Regions from separate parts of the Homo sapiens genome. Here region 1 is linked to region 2. Evidence: read pairs that join two places in POLR2A ChIA-PET (ENCODE). Cell type or tissue: OCI-LY7. All regions are shown on one strand. Links, peaks and the distances in the headings refer to the core of each region. The heading gives the core; the rest is flanking DNA. Region 1 overlaps VEZT (vezatin, adherens junctions transmembrane protein). Region 2 overlaps NDUFA12 (NADH:ubiquinone oxidoreductase subunit A12).

Region 1 (9,658 bases), core at 2,477-4,976, 250 kb after region 2:
AGTGCAGAGAAAAGTATATAGTATATTTCCATTTGTATAGAAATTTTGAAGGCTATTCATACATATATAAGTGGATACTAAATTTTGGGGGAAGGATTCATGAGCTAAATATTTATTACCTTTTGGGTGAGAGACTAGGGGACTAGGGTAGGAAAAACAAAGTTATTTCTCATTTTATATCTTTTTGTATTTTTTAAATTTTTAGTATAAAAGTAGCAAGGCAGTAAAAAACAAAAAAACAAACTGAGGTTGAGCAGTTGAGCTTAGTGTCCTTTTACAGATGAAATAAGTTAACTTTTCTTGTATATCCCCAGAGAGAAGTTAATGGCAGAGAACTGCTAAAGTAACTAGTGCCTGACACAGAGTAGGTGCTCAATAAATATTTGGCTAGTGATAAAGGAGTAAATGATGATTGTCCCTTTTCTATCCAGATGATCTTTACCCTGGAATGCTGTTAGCACTCAGTCATTGCCATCTGCAAGAGAGAATAGATAGTGTGAGGGATCAGAATCAGAATTTGGCCACTAGTTAGTGCAGACTACAAATTGCTTTTCTGAAAGGGTATATGGCTCTGAGATCAGCTCTTCTGATAAAGGGAAGGAGAGAGTCTCAAGGGTGCATCAGGGCTAGTGTGAAGAGCTCGGAGGGTTCAGACAGACAGAATAAGTGACATAAGGCCCAGCACGGTAGCTCACACCTGTAATCCCAGCACTTTAGGAGGCCAAGGAGGGCAGATCACTTGAGGTCAGGAGTTTGAGACCAGCCTGGCCACCATGGTGAAACACCATCTCTACTAAAAATACAAAAATTAGCCAGGTGTGGTGGCACATGCCTTTAATCCCAGCTACTCGGGAAGCTGAGGCAGGAAAATCACTTGAACCTGAGAGGTGGAAGTTGCAGTGAGCTGAGATTGTGCCACTGCCCTCCAGCCTGAGCAACAGAGGGAGACTCGAAAGAGAGAGAGAGAGAGAGAGAGAGAGAGAGAGAGGAGAGAGAGAGAGGAGACAGAGAGAGAAAGAGAGAAAGAAAGGAAGGAAGGAAGGAAGGAAGGAAGGAAGGAAGGAAGGAAGGAAGGAAGGAAGAAAAGAAAGAGGAAAACAGAAACATTGCAACAATGACTACTGAGTTGGAAGATAGACAATCATTGACTGTTCTTAGCCCAGTAGATGTGCTGGATTGTGGACCTGTAGTATTGATATTAATAGTGTGTCAATATCCAAAAGAAACCATTCAGTAAAGTGCCATTTGTGGAAGAGGCTAGGTTTATTGAGATATCTAACTTTCCTAGTTAATATCTATGGCCCAGATAGTCAGATTTGCACTTCTTTTCTTATGTTGACACCCCAACATAATTTTTTAAATAAGGAAAATTTTTTATTGGAAGACTGAAGTTCAGTTAGATGAGCATGAAGTTTATGTAGAAATAATCTCCCAACAGCTTAGCTCAGCTATTCTTAAAGTTTTTAAAATTTAAGGCTCTACTGGAGTAAAACGATGTTATATAGAAAATTATTTTCTTCAGATATTTTTAATACTGTAATAACATTTCTTAGCCTATTTAAAGGTTCATATTGATTATCACAATACTTAGTGTAACCAAGTGCTATAATTATTTTGGTTTTATATTAGTAGCTGATTAAAATTTCAATGCATAAATTCTAATGCAGTTATTTCGAAGGTAACTCATTTCACTCTTAGAAAGCCTGTTTTTGCAACAGGCTGTTGAGCATTGCAAGTCATGGAAAAACAGCTAATTTTCCATTTTGGTCATTGCTTTTCAAATCAGTCATCGTCCCAAAATAAAAAGTAAATAATGAAAGCAGCTGCTAGGCTACATATTTTTTTGTGATTTTTTCAATCTTTGATTCCTTATACTCAAAAACAGGTTCTCAGCCTTAGAACTATTGATGCTTTGGGCCAGATAACTCTTTGTGAGGGTTGTCCTGTGCAATATAGGATGTTGAGCAGCATCCCGATCTCTACACACTAGATACCAGTAGCGCTGCTCACATCCACCCCACAGTTTTTTGGGGATTTTTTTGTTTTGTTTTTGTTTTTTAAGACGGAGTCTTGCTGTGTTGCCCAGGCTGGAGTGCAGTGGCGCTATCTCAGCTGCAGCCTCCGCCTCCCGGGTTCAAGTGATTCTCCTGCCTCAGGCCTCCCAAGTAGTTGGGACTACAGATGTGCACCACCACGCCCGGCTAATTTTTGTATTTTTTTTTAGTAGAGACAAGGTTTCACCATGTTGGCCAGGCTGGTTTCAAACTCCTGACCTCAAGTGACCCACCCATCTTGGCCTCCCAGAGTGCTGGGATTACAGGTGTGAGCCACCGTGCCTTGCCAACAGGTTTTGTTTGTTTGTTTTGAGACGAGTCTTGCATGGCTTACTGCAGCCTTGACTCCAGGCTCAAGCAATCCTTCACTTTCAGCCTCCCAAGTAGCTGGGACCAGAGGCGCACACCACCATTTCTGGCTAATTTTTTTATTTTTAGTAGAGACAAGGTCTTGCTTTATATTACCTAGGATAGTCTCAAACGCCTGGCCTCAAGCAATTCCTCCTGCCTTGGCCTCCCAAAGTACTGGGATTAAAGGAGTGAGCTACCCTGCCTAGCACACCCCTCAGTTTTAACAATGAAAAATGTCTCCAGAAATTGCCAAATGTGGGGAGGGGGAGTTGTGCAGTGATGATTTACTTTGAGAACCACTGCTTTATAAGAACATAGTAGTTTTTTTGTTTCTACTTTTTGTTTTTAACTGTCTTGTTTAATGGTGATTTTAAAACATGGCTCAGAAAAATCACATAATTGAGAATAGTTTATTCCATGAACTTTACATTAGTTTGTGGAAAGAAAATGTGAATAATTCAAATTGACAGGTAAGTAGACACTTATTTGTGCCTCCACTGAGACTAGCAACTTGAAATCATGTTGCTAGAGGATACCTTTGATATTTGTTGACCTTGGCGAAAATATTAAAAAGCGTAGACATTGTTGCAGGAAGTTTGCAAGTCCAAATACTTGCTCATCATTTTCTGAATTTTTTAAAAATAAACACAAAAAATAGCACATGTACAAGTTACACTAGTTGATACACATGTGATTAACTCATAAATTTATTTTAGATCTTATCTATATTAACATTTGCTTTTTGTCGTATTCTCTTTCAATAGACATTAAAACTACCACTACTATGGAAGTACCACTACTAGATGGAAGTTTGACCTGGACATGGTGGCTCACACTTGTAATCCCAGCACTTTGAGAGGCCAAGGTGGGAGGATCGCTTGAGGCCAGGAGTTCAAGATCAGCCTGGGCAGCATAGTGAGACCCCATCTCTAAAAAAAATAAAAATAAAAATAAAATCACCTGAGACTATTAGATAGAAGTTTGTAAGACTCTAATGGGTTTTTTCTGGTTTTTATTTTGTTTTGTTTTCTTTTCTTTTTTAGAGACAGGATTTTGCTATGTTGCCTAGGCTGGAGTGCAGTAGCTATTCACAAGTGTGATCATAGGCCCTACGGCCTCAAACTCCTGGGCTCAAGCAGGCATCCTCAGTAGCTGGGACTACGTGTGGAGTGTTTTAAAATCTAATAAAATGGGCCGGGCGTGGTGGCTCACGCCTGTAATCCCAGTACTTTGGGAGGCTGAGGCAGGCAGATCACCTGAGGTCAGGAGTTCGAGACCAGACTGGCCAACCTGGTAAAACCCTGTATTTGTAAAAATACAAAAGTCAGCTGGGCGTGGTGGCTGGCTCCTGTAATCCCAGCTACTTGGGAGGCTAAGGCAGGAGAATCACTTGAACCTGGGAGGCGGAGGTTGCAGTGAGCCGAGATGGTGCCATTGCACTCCAGCCTGGGTGACAAGAGCATAACTCCATCTCACCAAAAAAAAAAAAAAAAAAAATCAGTAAAATGATATTTTCCCCAGATTATAATAATAAGTTGAATTTTTTCAAGTTTACATTTTTGTTCCATAGTATTTTCTTAAGCCTTTTATACCAGACTTTAGGAAAACCTAGCATCTGATTTTTAAAAGACTTTTATTATAGACCTTAAAAATGTATTTTAAGGGAGAGAATACTACAATGAAAACTCCATGGCCAGGCCTGGTGGCTTATGCCTGTAATTCCTGCACTTTGGGAGGTTTGAGGTGGGCAGATCACTTGAGCTCAGGAGTTCCAGACCAGCCTGGGCAACCTGGTGAAACCCCATCACTACCAAAAATACAAAAAGTGAGCTGAGGGTGGTGGTGCATGCCTGTGGTCCCAGCTACTTGGGAGACAGAGATGGGAGGATCACTTGGAGGTTGCCGTGAGCAGAGATAGTGTCACTGCACTCCAACCTGGGTGACAGAGTGAGACACCATCTCAAAAAAAAAAAAAAAAAAAGCTCCATTTACCCATCACTCAGCTTCAGCTTCAGCTTCAGCAGCTGTTAACATTTTACCAAACTGTCTCATCTATTCCTCTCACCCTCCCCCATCTTTTTTCTTGGTGTATTTTAAAGCAAATACCATGTGACTCCCATTTGGCCTGTTATAAATAAATAAATAAAAATAAAGCAAATATCAGACATTACCTAATTTCACCTGTAAATGTATCAGTATGTATCTCTAACAGACAAGTACTTGCTGTGATTTAGGTGTGGTTTGTCCCTGCCAAAACTCATGTTGAAATTTAATTGCCATGCTACGATGTTGGGAGGTAGAACCTTTAAGAGGTAGGACCTAATGGGAGGCATTTAGGTCACGAGGCTCCACTTTCATGGATGGCTTGGTGCCATTCTCACAATAGTGAGTGAGTTCTTGCTCTCTCAAAACTGAATTAGTTCTCTTGGGAACTGATTAATTCCTGAAAGAGCAGGTTGTTATAAAGTAAGGACTTTCTTAGGGCTTGGCCCCTTTGCACATACCCACTCCCGCTTTGACCTTCTACCATATTATATCTAGGCAGCAGAGCCCTTGCTAGAAGCCAGTGGCATGCTCTTGAACTTCCCAGCCTGCAGAACTATGAGCTAAGTAAGCTTCTTTCTTTATAAAATATGCAGTGTCAAGTATTCTGTTATAGCAACACAAAACAGACTAAAAACTCTTTTTTTTTTTTCCTTTTTCAAGATAACTCTGGCCAGGCACAGTGCCTTACACCTATAATCCCAGTGCTTTGGGCCGAGGTGGGAGGATCACATGAGCCCAGGGGTTGGAGACCAGCCTGGGCAACATAGTGAGACCCTGTCTCTAAAATAAAAAACAATTAGCCGGACATAATGGCACATACCTGTAGTACCAGCTACACAGGAGGTTGAGGTGGGAGGATTCCTCGAGCCCAGGAGTTTGAGGCTGCAGTGAGCTATGCACACCACTGCATGGGTGACAGAACGAGACCCTGTTTCTAAATAAATAAATAATGATAACCCCAATATAATTATCTCATCTGACAAAATTAATAATAATTTCCTAATATCTAATACCTAGTCTGTGTTTGGGCTTCCTTAAATTCTCAAAAATGCCTTCTTACAGTTGTTCCAAGCAGAATCCAAAACAAGTCCCTACGTTGCATTTGGGTGATACGTCACTTTAGTCTTTCCCCACCCTCTTGCCTCTTTTTTTTTTTTTCTGAGACAAGATCTGGCCCTGTCATCCAGGCTGGTGTGCAATGGTGTGATCTCAGTTCACTGTAACCTCTGCCTCCCAGGTTTAAACCATCCTCCCTCCCACCTCAGTCTCCTGCCTCTCACCTTTTTAAAAGTCATTTATTTGTTGAAGAAATTTGGTAATTTTTTTTGGTGTGTTTTTTTTTTTTAAAGACAAATGCATTTCATTATTTATTTAGATATGTCCTTGAGTCATAGAAACTAAATAATTTGATCTACAGGATTTCCATACTCTGTATTTAGCTTATTTTGTAGCATAAGATGACATTTGGTTTAGCACAAAATTCTGTATTTTAAAATACCACTTTTGGCCAGGCAAGGTGGCTCATGCCTGTAATCCCAGCACTTTGGGAGTCTGAGATGGGCGGATCATTTGAGGTCAGGAGTTCAAGACCAGCCTGGCCAACATGGTGAAACCCCATATCTACTAAAAATACAAAAAATTAGCTGGGTGTAGTAGCGCATGCCTGTAATCCCAGCTACTTGGGAGGCTGAAGCAGGAGAATCACTTGAACCCGGGAGGTGGAGGTTGCAGTGAGCCAAGATCGTGCCACTGCACTCCAGCCTGGGTGAAAGGGGGACTCTGTCTCAAAAAATAAAAAATAAAAATACCACCTTTTATCTTGTTTCTCAGAGTGTCGTGAGTTTTGTTTTACTACCTGAACAAGTTTAAGAGTCCCATAGCATTCTTACTTTGTACTTAAGGAAGCTGAAACAGGGAGAGGATTTTTCTGGAAACAGAGCATACCTAGAAAGTACCAGAGCACTCAATATTTCCTTGATAATGTTGAAAGCTTGATGAACCGTGGTTTTATCAGAAGTATTACAAGATAAAACTCTTTTGGGAAAAACTGTTCCTGTTTTGTTTTATCCCCTGTGCCTACATGTTGCCTGACATGGAAGATGTTCAGTAAGTATTTATTATTGAATCAGTTGCCTAATTCTGCCATCTTTGGCCCATTCTTCTCTGGCCCAAGACCTGAAAGCTTACAACTTGTTCTATCTATAAGAGTTTAAAGCAGTTTAAAAGAGTGAAGCTAATAATAAAAGCACTGTAGCCAGGTAGAACTGCTCATGCTTATAATCCCAGTGACTCAGGAGGCTGAGGCAGGAGGATCCCTTGAGGCCAGGAGTTGGAGACCAGCCAGAGAAACATAGCAAGACCCCATCTCTACAATAAATTTAAAAATTATCTGAGTATGGTAGCTTGCACCTGTAGTCCCAGCCACTCAGAGGCTGAGGTGGGAAGATTGCTTGATCTCCAGAGGTTGAGGCTATAGTAAGCTATGATCGTGCCATTGCACTCCAGCCTGGGTGACAGAGAAAGACCCTGTCTCAAATAAAAGCTAACCAGCAATGATGTAGTAATGACACTGGCACTTGTACAGAATACATCATGAATCATGTAGAAAACAAGCACTGCCATAAGTGAATGGTTGGACTTTATACATCTGGGAGATCTGATATCTTTTCTTTTTTTTCTTTTTCTTTTTTTTTTTGAGACGGAGTCTCGCTCTGTTGCCCAGGCTGGAGTGCAGTGGCGGGATCTCAGCTCACTGCGACCTCCACCTCCTGGGTTCAAGGGATTCTCCTGCTTCAGTCTCCCGAGTAGCTGAGATTACAGACATGTGCCACCATGCCTGGCTAATTTCTGTGTTTTTAGTAGAGACGGGGTTTCACCATGTTGGCCAAACTGGTCTCGAACTCCTGACCTCAAGTGATCCACCCGCCTTGGCCTCCCAAAGTGCTGGGATTACAGGCGTGAGCCACCGCACCCACCCAGATCTGATATCTTTATGTGGGGCCTGCAGGGAGCAGGGCTGGCAAGAAGTGTCAGTAGTGTAGGACTTGGATGAGACATTTTCTTAAAGAGCTTTCTTCAGCAAAAATGTGGGATTTTCCTGTCTATTTTTGTTTATTTTTATTGCAAAAATGTTTCGGCCACCAGAACAATCTTAGCACAACCAAAGGTTCTTGGCTGTTTTTCATTTAGCAAAATTCTTTCTGGTGTTATGATATGTGTTTTCTGTCAGCTAAAACTTACAGGAATAGTGAACCACAAAGATTTCCTGAGGAGCTCCCACATGCTGTGTCTGAGGTTTCTCATATTTCTTTTGGCATCAGTAACATTCTCCAATACTTCGAAATTATAGTTTGAATCCAGTGTTAATGATTTCTCTTCAAAAAAACAACTTAAATAAAACATTTGCGGTTTTATTTTGCTTGAACCAAGGAAAAGTCATAATAGAGACAACTACCTACTCTGCCTTACCCTCTGCACAAAAACACCCCTTTCTAAAGCTACCATCTAATACTTTATGAAAAATAAATATTTCCCTGTATTTATTAGTGTATAAGCCTAATATCCCAAAACCTCTAAAATATAGTGGTCAGAACAGTTGCAATAGGGAGCCTCCCCTTGCTGTAAAAGAAAAAAAGTCAAAATAAATTATGTTGAGTGATCAGGTTTTAATACTAAGACATTATTTGCCTTTGTCACTGTCATTCTCATGTGTGTATACAGAGTACAAAAAGCTCATCAGATGGTTGCATATTCTACGTTAACATTTAGCTATTTGAAACTATTACTTGTTTCGGTACGGCTATTCTTCTTTGATACTACAATGATCAGAAAAGACTATTAAAATACTTCTGGCTTTCCAACTATATTATTTGTGTAAGCCTTTATTTTTCTGTATACTTCACCCAAAACAATACATTGCAACACATTGAATGCAGAAGCAGATATAAGTATCCGGCAATTTTCTATTAAGCCAAACAATAAAGAGATTTGCAAAAAGTGTAAAACAATCTGTTCTTCTCAATAAATTTTTTTCATTTTGGAGAATTTTTTCATTAACATATGTTGTTTAACATTGTAACAGGTTTATTGCTATTTTCAAGTAAAATAATAAGTTTTTTTTAAATTTTAGTTTTGAGTTCTAATATGATGTCATTAGACGTCCATGTAAACAAAAGCTCTTTGGGGCTCTCCATAATTTTTAAGATTATAAGGAGAGCTGAGACCAAATAATTTGAGAACTACTGGTTAGGATATGGTTTTCTGAGATCTATTAAATAATATACAAGTTATTTGACAGTTTCGGAGAAAAAGTGATAGCAATTTTATTCCTAAACATTTTAAAAGAATTAATGTAAGCATAATGAATAGAACTTGAGTGTTCACAGTGTTCATACAGTATCTGGGTTTACATGTGTTAGGAAGTAATATGATTTGCACTAACAGCCAAAAATAGAAAAATGCAAATATGAAATATAATAGTAGATAACTAGAAATTACATTTTATTAAACCTGCAATACATTCACCTCAGTCTCCAAAGGTTGTCTTCTATGAAACTTTGACAAATGCTTTGTTACATACAGCCATGAAACAAAGTATGGTGATCACCTTGGTAAGCCAGATTTTTCCAGAACTGTAAAACAGTGCTTTCTGGGATAAAACTGATCTGTTACTAATGATGGGGAAGAAACCAAAACTACTGAGGAATCACTCATAGTTATATAGCACAAATGGGTGTGCCACACCTTTAACAAGAAGCCTGTGAAACCAGCCAAAAAGTTAATGAGAAATTGTATTTGCAGAAAAAGCAGAATAAACTACTAGTAGAATTTACTGTATCACATGATACTGTTGGATATGATCTGTGATATATAAAGTGAATGATTAATGTGCTGTCATTGTGAAATGTGAAATAGCAAGTGTTCCAGATTATGGTGATCCGAACTGAATGTGTATATATGCCCTCAGCTTATATACAGAACATATTTGAAGAAAAAAGTATTCTTGTTTCTCTTCTGGTTATCATTTTTTAAAAAACAATCTATACTACATTTTGTTATTTTGTGATCTGTGACATAAAGTGGAAAAGGAAAGGACGTTGGGGTCACTGATGAGAGAGCATCTGCTATCTGTACAGTAAAAAAGGGCATTATAATCTCAATAAAAAGTTTGTACTCATCTTGACTCTCTAAGTCTCTTGCCAGAGAAC
Region 2 (9,658 bases), core at 3,514-6,013:
GTGAATCACCTGAGGTTGGGAGTTCAAGACCAGCTGACGCAGGAGAATCGCTTGAACCCAGAGGCGGAGGTTGCGGTTGAGCTGAGATTGCGCCATTGCACTCCAGCCTGGGCAGTAAGAGTGAAACTCCGTCTCCAAAGAAACAAAAAAGCAACAAAAAAAAGCAAACAAACACAGGGCTCCTCAGAGAAATGGCTGTCTCCAAGGCTGGAACAGAGAAACTCTAAGATGAACCTGGAACACCTCATGTCAGAAAGTAAGAAGGTGCTCCAAGAATGATGAAGACTTTTCAAAATGACCCCCTCTAATGCTAATAGCCAAAAAAAAAAAACAACAAAAAACCCATATATATATAATATATATATATGGAATTAAAAAAACTCACCATCCTGGCCAACATGGTGAAACCCCATCTCTATTAAAAATACAAAAATTAGCTGGGCGTGGCAGCGCACGCCTGTAATCCCAGCTACTCGGGCGGCTGAGGCAGGAGAATTGCTTGAACCTGGGAAGCAGAGGTTGCAGTGAGTCAAGATCGCACCACTGCACTCCAGCCTGGCAACAGAGCGAGACTCTATCTCAAAAATTAAAATTAACATAACATAACATAAAATAAGATAAAATAAAATAAAATAAAAGCAAAGTGGCTGGGCATGATGGCTCATGCCTGTAATCCCAGCATTTTGATAGGCCAAGGTGGGAGGATTATTTGAGGCCAGGAGTTACAGACCTGCCTGGGTAACATAGGGAGACTGTGTTTTTATAAAAAAAATTTTTAAATTAGTCGGGCATGGTGGCACATGGCTGCAGTTCCAGCTACTTAGGAGGCTGAGGTGGAAGGATTGCTTGAGCCCAGGAGGTCAGGGCTGCAGTAAGCCATGGTCACACCACTGTACTTTTGCCTGGGCAACATAGCGAGACCCTATCTTTAAAAAAAGTGGTTGGTAGGCCGGGCGCAGTGGCTCACGCCTGTAATCCCAGCACGTTGGGAGGCCGAGGTGGGTGGATCACGAGGTCAGGAGATCAACACAATCCTGGCTAACATGGTGAAACCTCGTCTCTACTAAAAAAATACAAAAAATTTAGCTGGGCATGGTGGTCAGCGCCTGTAGTCCCAGCTACTCAGGAGGCTGAGGCAGGAGAATGACGTGAACCTGGGAGGTGGAGCTTGCAGTGAGCTGAGATCACGCCACTGCACTCCAGCCTGGGAGACAGAACAAGACTCCATCTCAAAAAAAAAAAAAAAAAAAAAGCGGTTGGCAGGGACAAAGTACCCAGACATTTCTCAGAAGACATACAAATGGTCAACAGCTATATGAAAAAAATGCTCATTGTCACTAATCATCAGGGAAACCAGATCAGACTGTGCAACATAGCAAGAGCTCACTTCTACTAAAAATAAAAATAGGCCAGGCACAGTGGCTCACACCTGTAATCCCAGCACTCTGGGAGGCCGAGGTGGACAGATCACCTGAGGTCAGGAATTTGAGACCAGCCTGGCCAATATGGTGAAACCCCGTCTCTACTAAAAATACAAAAGTTAGCTGGGCATGGTGGTGTGCACCTGTAATCCTAGCTACTCAGGAGGCTGAGGCAGGAGAATCGCTTGAACCCGGGAGGCAGAGGTTGCGGTGAGCTGGGATCACGTCACTGCATCCCAGTCTGGGCGACAAGAGCATAACTCTGTCTCTAAATAAATAAATAAATAAATAAATAAATAAGCTAGTCTCAGCTACTCAGGAGGCTGAGTTGGGAAGATCGCTTGAGCACAGCATATTGAAGCTGTAGTGGGCTATTAATGTGCCACTGAACTCCAGCCTGGGAGACAGAACAAGACCCTGTCTTCAAAAGAAAAAAAAAGAAAAACAAGCAGAGTAGAATGGTGGTTACCACGGGCAGGAGGAGTGGAGAGTATAAGAAAGAGGAGATGTTGATAAAAGAGTACAAAATTTCAGTTAGGAGGACTAAGCTTTAGTGCTCTACTGCACAGAATGGTGACTGTAATAAATAATAATTCACTGTATATTTGGAAATTGCTAAAATAATTTTAAGTGTTTTTACCACAAAAAAATGATAAGTATGTGAGGTAATTGATTTACTAATTGGCTTGATTTAATCATTCCACAATGTAAACATGTATCAAAACATCATATTGTACCCCACAAATATATACAATTATTATTTGTCAATTAAAAATAAAATTTTAGCCTGGGCAACACTGTGAGACCCCTATCTCCTAAAAAAAAACCAGCAGGTTGTGGTGATGCACCCCTGTAGTCCCAGCTACTTGGGAGGCTGAGGCAGGAGGATGGCTTAAGCCCAGGAGGTTGAGGCTGGAGTGAGCTGTGAAAGCACCAGTGCACTCAGCCTGGGCGACAGAGTGAGACCCTATCTCAAATAAAATATTTTTAAAAACTGAGAACCCCTCCCCTCTAAAAACCTCCAAAGAACTCCAAATGCAGCTTGAATGGGTTCCAACTAGTCAAATTGAGCCCAATTTGAACAATAAAAGAACCATTTAAAGCAATGGATTATAACCCATTGATTAAAATAGGAGTTGATACAGATACAAATAATGAATTAAAGCTTTGATGAGTAAGGGGATACTTACATAACCTCAAAGTGTCTCCCCACAAAATGCTAATTAATTTCAAAGGGAAAATTAGTAACTTTAGAATGGAGAAAACCGGCAGACCCCTTAATCACGTGATAGAGGTTTTCATTAATAATAGGACAAAAACAAATCAGCTGCTACTTAATAGAGTGCAACAAGAAAAACATGGCTTCAGTGACAGGAATGTCACAGAAGCATAGCCTGAACCTAGTCATGAGGAAACATTCAACAAACTCACTGAGGGACCTTCAACAATATAACTGTCAAGTAATTTTCAAAAGCGTCAAGGTCATGAAAATCACAGAAAAGTTGAGGAACCAATCAAGTGTGAAGGAGACTAAAGAACTTGAGATCCATATGAAATGTGTGATTGGATCTCTCTATAAAGGACACTGTTGGGACAACTGACGAAACCTGAGTGGCTGAAGTTCAGAACACGCTGCTCCAAAATATGCAGCTCTGGCATATGGACTATGCTGAGTTAAAGGCACTTGAACAACAGCAGGCACGGCTGGGTGTGGTGGCTCATGCCTGTAATCTCAGCACTTTGGGAGGCCAAGGTAGGCAGATCACTTGAGGCCAGGAGTTCAAGACCAGCCTGGCCAACATGATGAAACCCCGTCTCTACTTAAAATACAAAAATTCGCCAGGTGTAGTGGCACATGCCTGTAATCCCACCTACTTGGGAGGCTGAGATAGGAGGATCATTTGAGCCCAGGAGGTCGAGGCTGCAGACTGTACCACTGCACTCCAGCCTGGGTGACAGGGCAGGACATTGTCTCAAAAAAAAAAAAAAAAAAAAAAAAAGGTAAAGAAAAACAGCAGGCACAAGAATAATATGGCCTTTTTCTTTCTGAAAGCAGGAGAAAAAATTCCCACATCAAAGATATCCTCCCTATACCAGAAGGAAACTATCATTCTACATCAAGGACAGGAAATTGAGGTCAAGGGAAATCTGCACAAACGTTGTTAAATTAACTTTTATCTTCTTAGTCACTTCTCCACCCAATTAACCTACTCAAGCCCAAGTCCCTTTGTCTTCTCATTTTCAGTGTTCTACTCCTTGTCCAATTCAGTATCTAAGTGTTCAACATGAACTGCATCTTTGGGTCTTCATCCCTTATGAGGGCTCCACATCACGGAACTCTTATATTAAATAAATTTGTATGCTTTTCTCCTGTTAACATGTCTTTAATTCTCAAGCCCAACCAAAAAGCCCTAAGAGGATAAGGGTAAAATTTTGCCTCCCTTTCATAGTGTATCTTTGTTACTTTCCTGATATTTATGGTCATATTGTGGTTATGTAGGACAATGTTCTTGTTTGCAAGACGTACACACTAAAGTATTCAGGAGTGATGGGGCATCAATTTGGCAACTTACTTTTATTAAAATATTAGTAATGATTCTGAAAGTTCGGGATTATTCCAAATGTTAAAAAACTGTAAATCAGATCACACCCTATCTTACCTTCCAGTGACTTCCAAATAAATTCAGACAAAAAGCCGAAGTATGTACCATGGCTTACTGAAAGATTCTCCCTGAGGCCTGAAAGCTTGAAGAGATGAATAACTCCTCCCTTCTCAGGCCCAGTCCCAAGCTTGGGCCAGCAGCGTGGGTCAGCAAGACAGCAGAAGCAGGAAGAGAGCTGGCCGAAAGACACATACCCCCTTGAAGATTGAGGGGCAGGCCGTCCAGGTACTATGTAGCAGTTACATCAGACTGAGACACTTCCTGTTTACAGGAGACTATAAAACCCCTGCCCCATCCTCATTTGGTGCTAACGCCATTTTAGGCATCAGCCCACCTGCACCCAGGCGCTCATTAAAACAGTGTGTTGCTCCACACTGCCATGTTGTCTGCTGATGCACTCTCAGGGTTCGAGCCGATACAAGAACCTTTCATCTTACAACATCTACATGATTTGGGCCCTAGCTATTTCTCCTACCTCGTTTCTTAACATCTTCCCCTCACTCATTCCATTCCAGCCAAACTGGCCATACTGCTGTTCTTTGAACAGACCAAGCAATACATCTCAAACATACAGGCTTTGCACCTGTGGTTCCCTCTGCCTGGAACGCTTTCTCCCCGCTTCTACGTCTTTCCTCAAATGTCACTTTCTCAAAGAAGCTTTCTCTAACTGCTGTATAAAACAGCCACCTGACCCTTCCATTGCTCTTGATTCCCATGAGGCCCAGCTTCATATTATCTTCCTTGCATTTTTCATTACCACAATTATATAAAGGATGTTTTTCTGCCTTCCCCTATGAAAACAAGGACCTTGTTTTATTCACTGCTTTACCCCAGGTTCTTGGCACCTGGTAGGTACTAAATAGTTATTTGAATAGGGATGATAAATTGTATCTGTACAATTACTCTCTACACGTGATAATACCTAGCTCTCTAATTAGAGATATATCAACCCAACATCAAATTTATTCATGAATCAAAGGTAAGAATCCACAGATTTAGAATTCCACAGTGTGTCACGGTCAACAAAGAGGGGTTTGAGAAACAAACAGCTAAGCTTGTTCAACACCATTTCTCCCTAAAAAGATTCATCACAAGCCGTGAAGCTTCCCATACAAATAAGGGTCATCAAAGGTACTCAGACCTTAGGAGGCTCCTCTCCACAAAGAAATGCAGCTTTGAATCCTCACTTGCCCTTAGGCACCTGCTGGAGTGATCTTCTACAGCTCTTAGCTTCATTTTCATGTGGTCTCAGATCAAATAAAAGGACTTGCTCCACTGAATAGAACTTTTAGCTTTTCAGGTTTTTACTATTTTATAATTTTAAACATAATTAATCGCACATAATTGAAATCACACCCCTACCCCTCATCTCCCAAAATGTGGCCCCTGAGCACCAATGTTAGATGAACATTTTGAAGCAGGTAGATGTCAATCTGAATAAGACAGCTCACATGCCTTCTATAGCCTCCCAGGACCAATTCCACCCAAGAAACAATCTCTCAGTTAAACAAAAACCAGGACACCTCAGCTCCTAAAGCCTGAATTCCATGTTGACACCTTGGTCTCAAATAGTCCTCCTAACATATAGAATGCCCCTTTGGAGAAGGTTGATGGTTCTAAACCTAAAACCAAAGCTCAATGCATGCTGGGCTTAATACCTAGGTGATAGGATGATCTGTGCAGCAAACCATCATGGCACATGTTTACCTATGTCAACCTGCACATCCTGCACATGTACCCTGGAGCTTAGAATAAAAGTTGAAGGAAAAAAATAAAGAGACATAGAATGTGGAAAAAAAAAAAACAAAAAAACCCCACAGCTCCTCAGACCTTAACGGAACCACAGGTTGTTATTTCCCACTAAAAAGAGTGCAACAGCAATCCCCAAATGATGTAGCATGAGAAAGCTCCTAATCAGTGCTGCTTTCTCACGGTAAGAACCAAAGAGCTTTTTTTATTCAGAGACAGGGTTTCACTCTGTCACCCACGCTGGAGTACAGTGGTGCAATCATACCTCCTTGCAACCTCAAACCCCTGGGCTGAAGGGATCCTCCCACCTCAGCCTCCCAAGTAGCTGGAACTACAGGCATGTACAACCATGCCTGGCTAATTTTCTAAAACTTTTTTTATTTATAGAGATGAGGCCTTGTTATGTTGCCCAGGCTGGTCTCAAACTTCTGGCCTCAAGCGAGCCTCATGCCTCAGCCTTCCAAAGTGCTGGGACTACAGGTATGAGCCACCACACCAAGCCCCAGTGAGCTTTTAAAGATATTATCCATTATCATATTCTTCAAATTACATCACTGACACAGTCAGTGCTCACAATTAGTCCAAGTAGTAGAACAGGGGTTGAAATCTGGTTATAGCTCAGCAAAAATGTACAGTACAAATATGTTTTGCTTAGCTCACAGTATTTGAAAAACAAACAAACTATTCTGTCCAATCGAGTAGCCTACTTATCTTAAATAAAAATTTTAAAATGTCCTCAGTTGCATTATCCACATTTTAAAGTGCTCTAGAAAGGCCAGGTGTGGTGGCTCATGCCTCTAATCCCAGTATTTTGGGAGGCAGAGGTTGGCGAATCATTTGAGTCCAGGAGTTTGAGACCAGCCTGGGCAACATGGCGAAACCTCATCTGTACTAAAAATACAAAAAAATTAGCTGGGCATGGTGCCACATGCCTGTAGTCCCAGCTACTCAGGGGGCTGAGGCAGGAGGATCACTTGAGCCCAGGAAGTCGAGACTGATTGTGCCATTGCTCTCCAGCCTGGGCAACAGAGTGTCCCCGTCTCAAAATAATAATAATATTAATAATAATAAAATGTTCTGGGCCACACGTGGCAAGTGGTTACCCTATTGGACAGGGCAGATAAAGAACACTTCCGTCATTGTGAAAAGTTCTGCTAGATAATGCTGTATTTAAAATGTCAAATATTTTTAAAAATTAATTGAAAAAAAAAAGAACTGACCCGGTGCAGTGGCTCATGCCTGTAATCCCTACACTTTGCGAGGCCAAAGTGGGTGGATCACTCGGGGCCAGGAGTTCAAGACCAACCTGGCCAACATGGTGAAACCTGTCTGTAGTAAAAGTACAAAAATTAGCCAGGTACGGTGGCAGGCACCTGTAGTCCCAGCTACTTGAGAGGCTGAGGCGGGAGAATTGCTTGAACCTGGGAGGCGGAAGTTGCAGTGAGCCAAGATGGTGCCACTGCACTCCAGCCTGGGCGACAGAGTGAGACGCTATCTCAAAAAAAAAAAAAAAAGCAAGAAAAAACAAGAAGTCTCACAAATAAATACAGATGTCCACCTTTGAAAAATCATCCAGAAACCCTTCGCAGAATTCTCACCTGATGGAACTGCAGGTTGCTGAATAAGCCTGCTGCCCTCTTTGACAAGTCTGTACTTTTCAGTTCACTGCAGTCTCCACTACGTCCTATTGTTTCATAGCTGCACTTCACTCACTTATGTCACATATCTGGGTTTCCAAGTGACTCTTTAGAACAGAGGCAAATACACTGAGATTATCCCACTTTCTACTGAAGACAGCCCAAAACTAGCTCTGATGATCAAATTCAATTAAAATAAAATGTCACAGCCCACCAGATATACTTATTTCTAGTTTTTGGGTGAAATTTTCTAGACCACTGGAAAGGAGCTCCAGAGTTTAATTGTATATCAACTGTATGGTATTATTTCAGCAATCTATGAAACAGATATAAGTACTTTGCTTTGAAATACGTCATGCAAAATTTGGTAATTCAAGTGAGCATTTAGAATTTCATTTCAAAATATGCGTATTATAAAGTCATACAAATTTTAGAGACCTAAGGAATTTTAGGGCTCTCATTTTATAGACAATGAGACTAACCCCCAGAGAGGTTAAGGAACTTGCTTAAAGTCAAACTGCCAGATAAGATTACAGCCAAAGTTCTTTTCACCTTTCGCTTCACCCAGACAGGTGATACTATGGCATATTGTTTTTCCAAGACAGCCACACCATTACACATCCCAATATATACTGTGATGTTGACATGCCTCCATCAAGAGATAGGTTCATGTTTTCTCATGTAGAACTTGGGTGGAGCTTTCTAATTGCCTCAATCAATGGAATATGAAAGTGACACTGGACAATTTGCAAGACTAAGTTAGATAAGGCAATATGGTTCCTGCCTAGCTCACTCTCTCAGAGCACTTGCCTGTGTCAGCCCAGGCAACAGGAAGGTGTTCCAACCCACAGGCCCAACTATACCCCCAGCTGACAGCCAGCAATAAATGCCAGATACTAAGTGAACAAGTTTTCAGATGATTCCAGTGTCCAGACTTGGAGTCTTCCAGCTGAGGCTCCAGACATCAGACATCTAGGAGCAGAGACTAGCCACCCTCGTTTTATCTTGTCTGAACTCCTGACCCAAAAAAAAACTATGGAGAGAGAAACAGTTGTTGTTTTAAGCCACTAAATTTAAGGGTAACTTATTATGCACTCAATGTAAATAGGACAGATACTTTCAGAAGAACACCACTGACTGCTTTATAGAGAGATATTCAATAAATATTTTTGTAATGAAATAAATATTGCCAAGTTAAATAAAATAAAATGAACCAGGCATGGTGGCTCGTGCTTATAATCTCAGCTACTTGGAAGGGTGAGGTGAGAGGATTGCTTGAGCCCAGGAGTTCCAGCCTGGGCAACATAGCAAGATCCCATTTCAACTAAAAAAATAAATAAAAGCTGGGCATGGTGGCTCATGCCTATAATCCCAGCACTTTGAGAGGCCGAGGTGGGTGGATCACTTGAGCCTAGGAGTTTGAGGCCAGCCTGGGCAACATGGCGAAATCGCATTTCTATAAAAAATACAAAAATTAGGCCGAGTGCAGTGGCTCATGCCTGTAATCCCAGCACTTTGAGAGGCCGAGGCGGGTGGATCACCTGAGGTCAGGAGTTCAAGACCAGCCTGGCCAAAACGGTGAAACCCCATCTCTACTAACAATACAAAAATTAGCCAGGCGTGGTAGCATGAGCCTGTAGTCCCAGCTACTCGGGAGGCTGAGGCAGGAGAACTGCTTGAACCTGGCAGTCAGAGGTTGCAGTGAGCCAAGATCATGCCACTGCACTCTAGCTTGGGCAACAGAGTGAGACTCTGTCTCAAAAAAAAAAAAAAAAAAAAAAAAAAAAAGCCAGGCACGGTGGCTCATGCCTGTAATCCCAGCACTTTGGGAGGCCGAGGTGGATGGATCACCTGAGGTCAGGAGTTCGAGACCAGCCTGGCCAACACAGTGAAAACCTGTCTGTACTAAAAATACAAAATTAGCCAGGCGTGGTGGCTCACACCTGTAGTCCCAGCTACTCGGGAGGCTAAGACAGGAGAATCGCTTGAACCTAGGAGGTGGAGGTTGCAGTGAGCCAAGTTTGTACCACTGCACTCCAGCCTGGGCGACAGAATGAGACTCTGTCTCAAAAAAGAAACAAACAAACAAATTTAAAAACAAAACAAAAATTATCCGGGTGAGATGGCATGGGCCTGTAGTCCCAGCTACTAGGGAGGCTGATGTGGGAGGATCACTTGAGCCTGGGAG

What was found. Peaks named below come from ENCODE experiments on the same cell type or tissue, not always from the same donor. Only the 100,000 strongest peaks of a DNase experiment are listed, where the experiment ranks them.
Region 1: POLR2A ChIA-PET joins it to region 2 with 5 read pairs; 2 of 35 experiments call an interaction of 5 or more read pairs at or near these places.

Annotation. Positions count from the first base shown.
Region 1 is chr12:95,238,995-95,248,652 of GRCh38, forward strand. The region is part of intron 1 of VEZT (vezatin, adherens junctions transmembrane protein); the gene reads left to right. Among named protein-coding and RNA genes, the nearest start is that of VEZT, 26 kb to the left of the region's middle. In OCI-LY7, for the core only: no CTCF peak of the experiment used is centred there; no DNase peak of the experiment used is centred there.
Region 2 is chr12:94,984,396-94,994,053 of GRCh38, forward strand. All of the region lies in intron 3 of NDUFA12 (NADH:ubiquinone oxidoreductase subunit A12), which reads right to left. Among named protein-coding and RNA genes, the nearest start is that of NDUFA12, 14 kb to the right of the region's middle. RefSeq lists an enhancer at 4,966-5,477. In OCI-LY7, for the core only: no CTCF peak of the experiment used is centred there; no DNase peak of the experiment used is centred there; H3K27ac peaks cover 1,287 bases.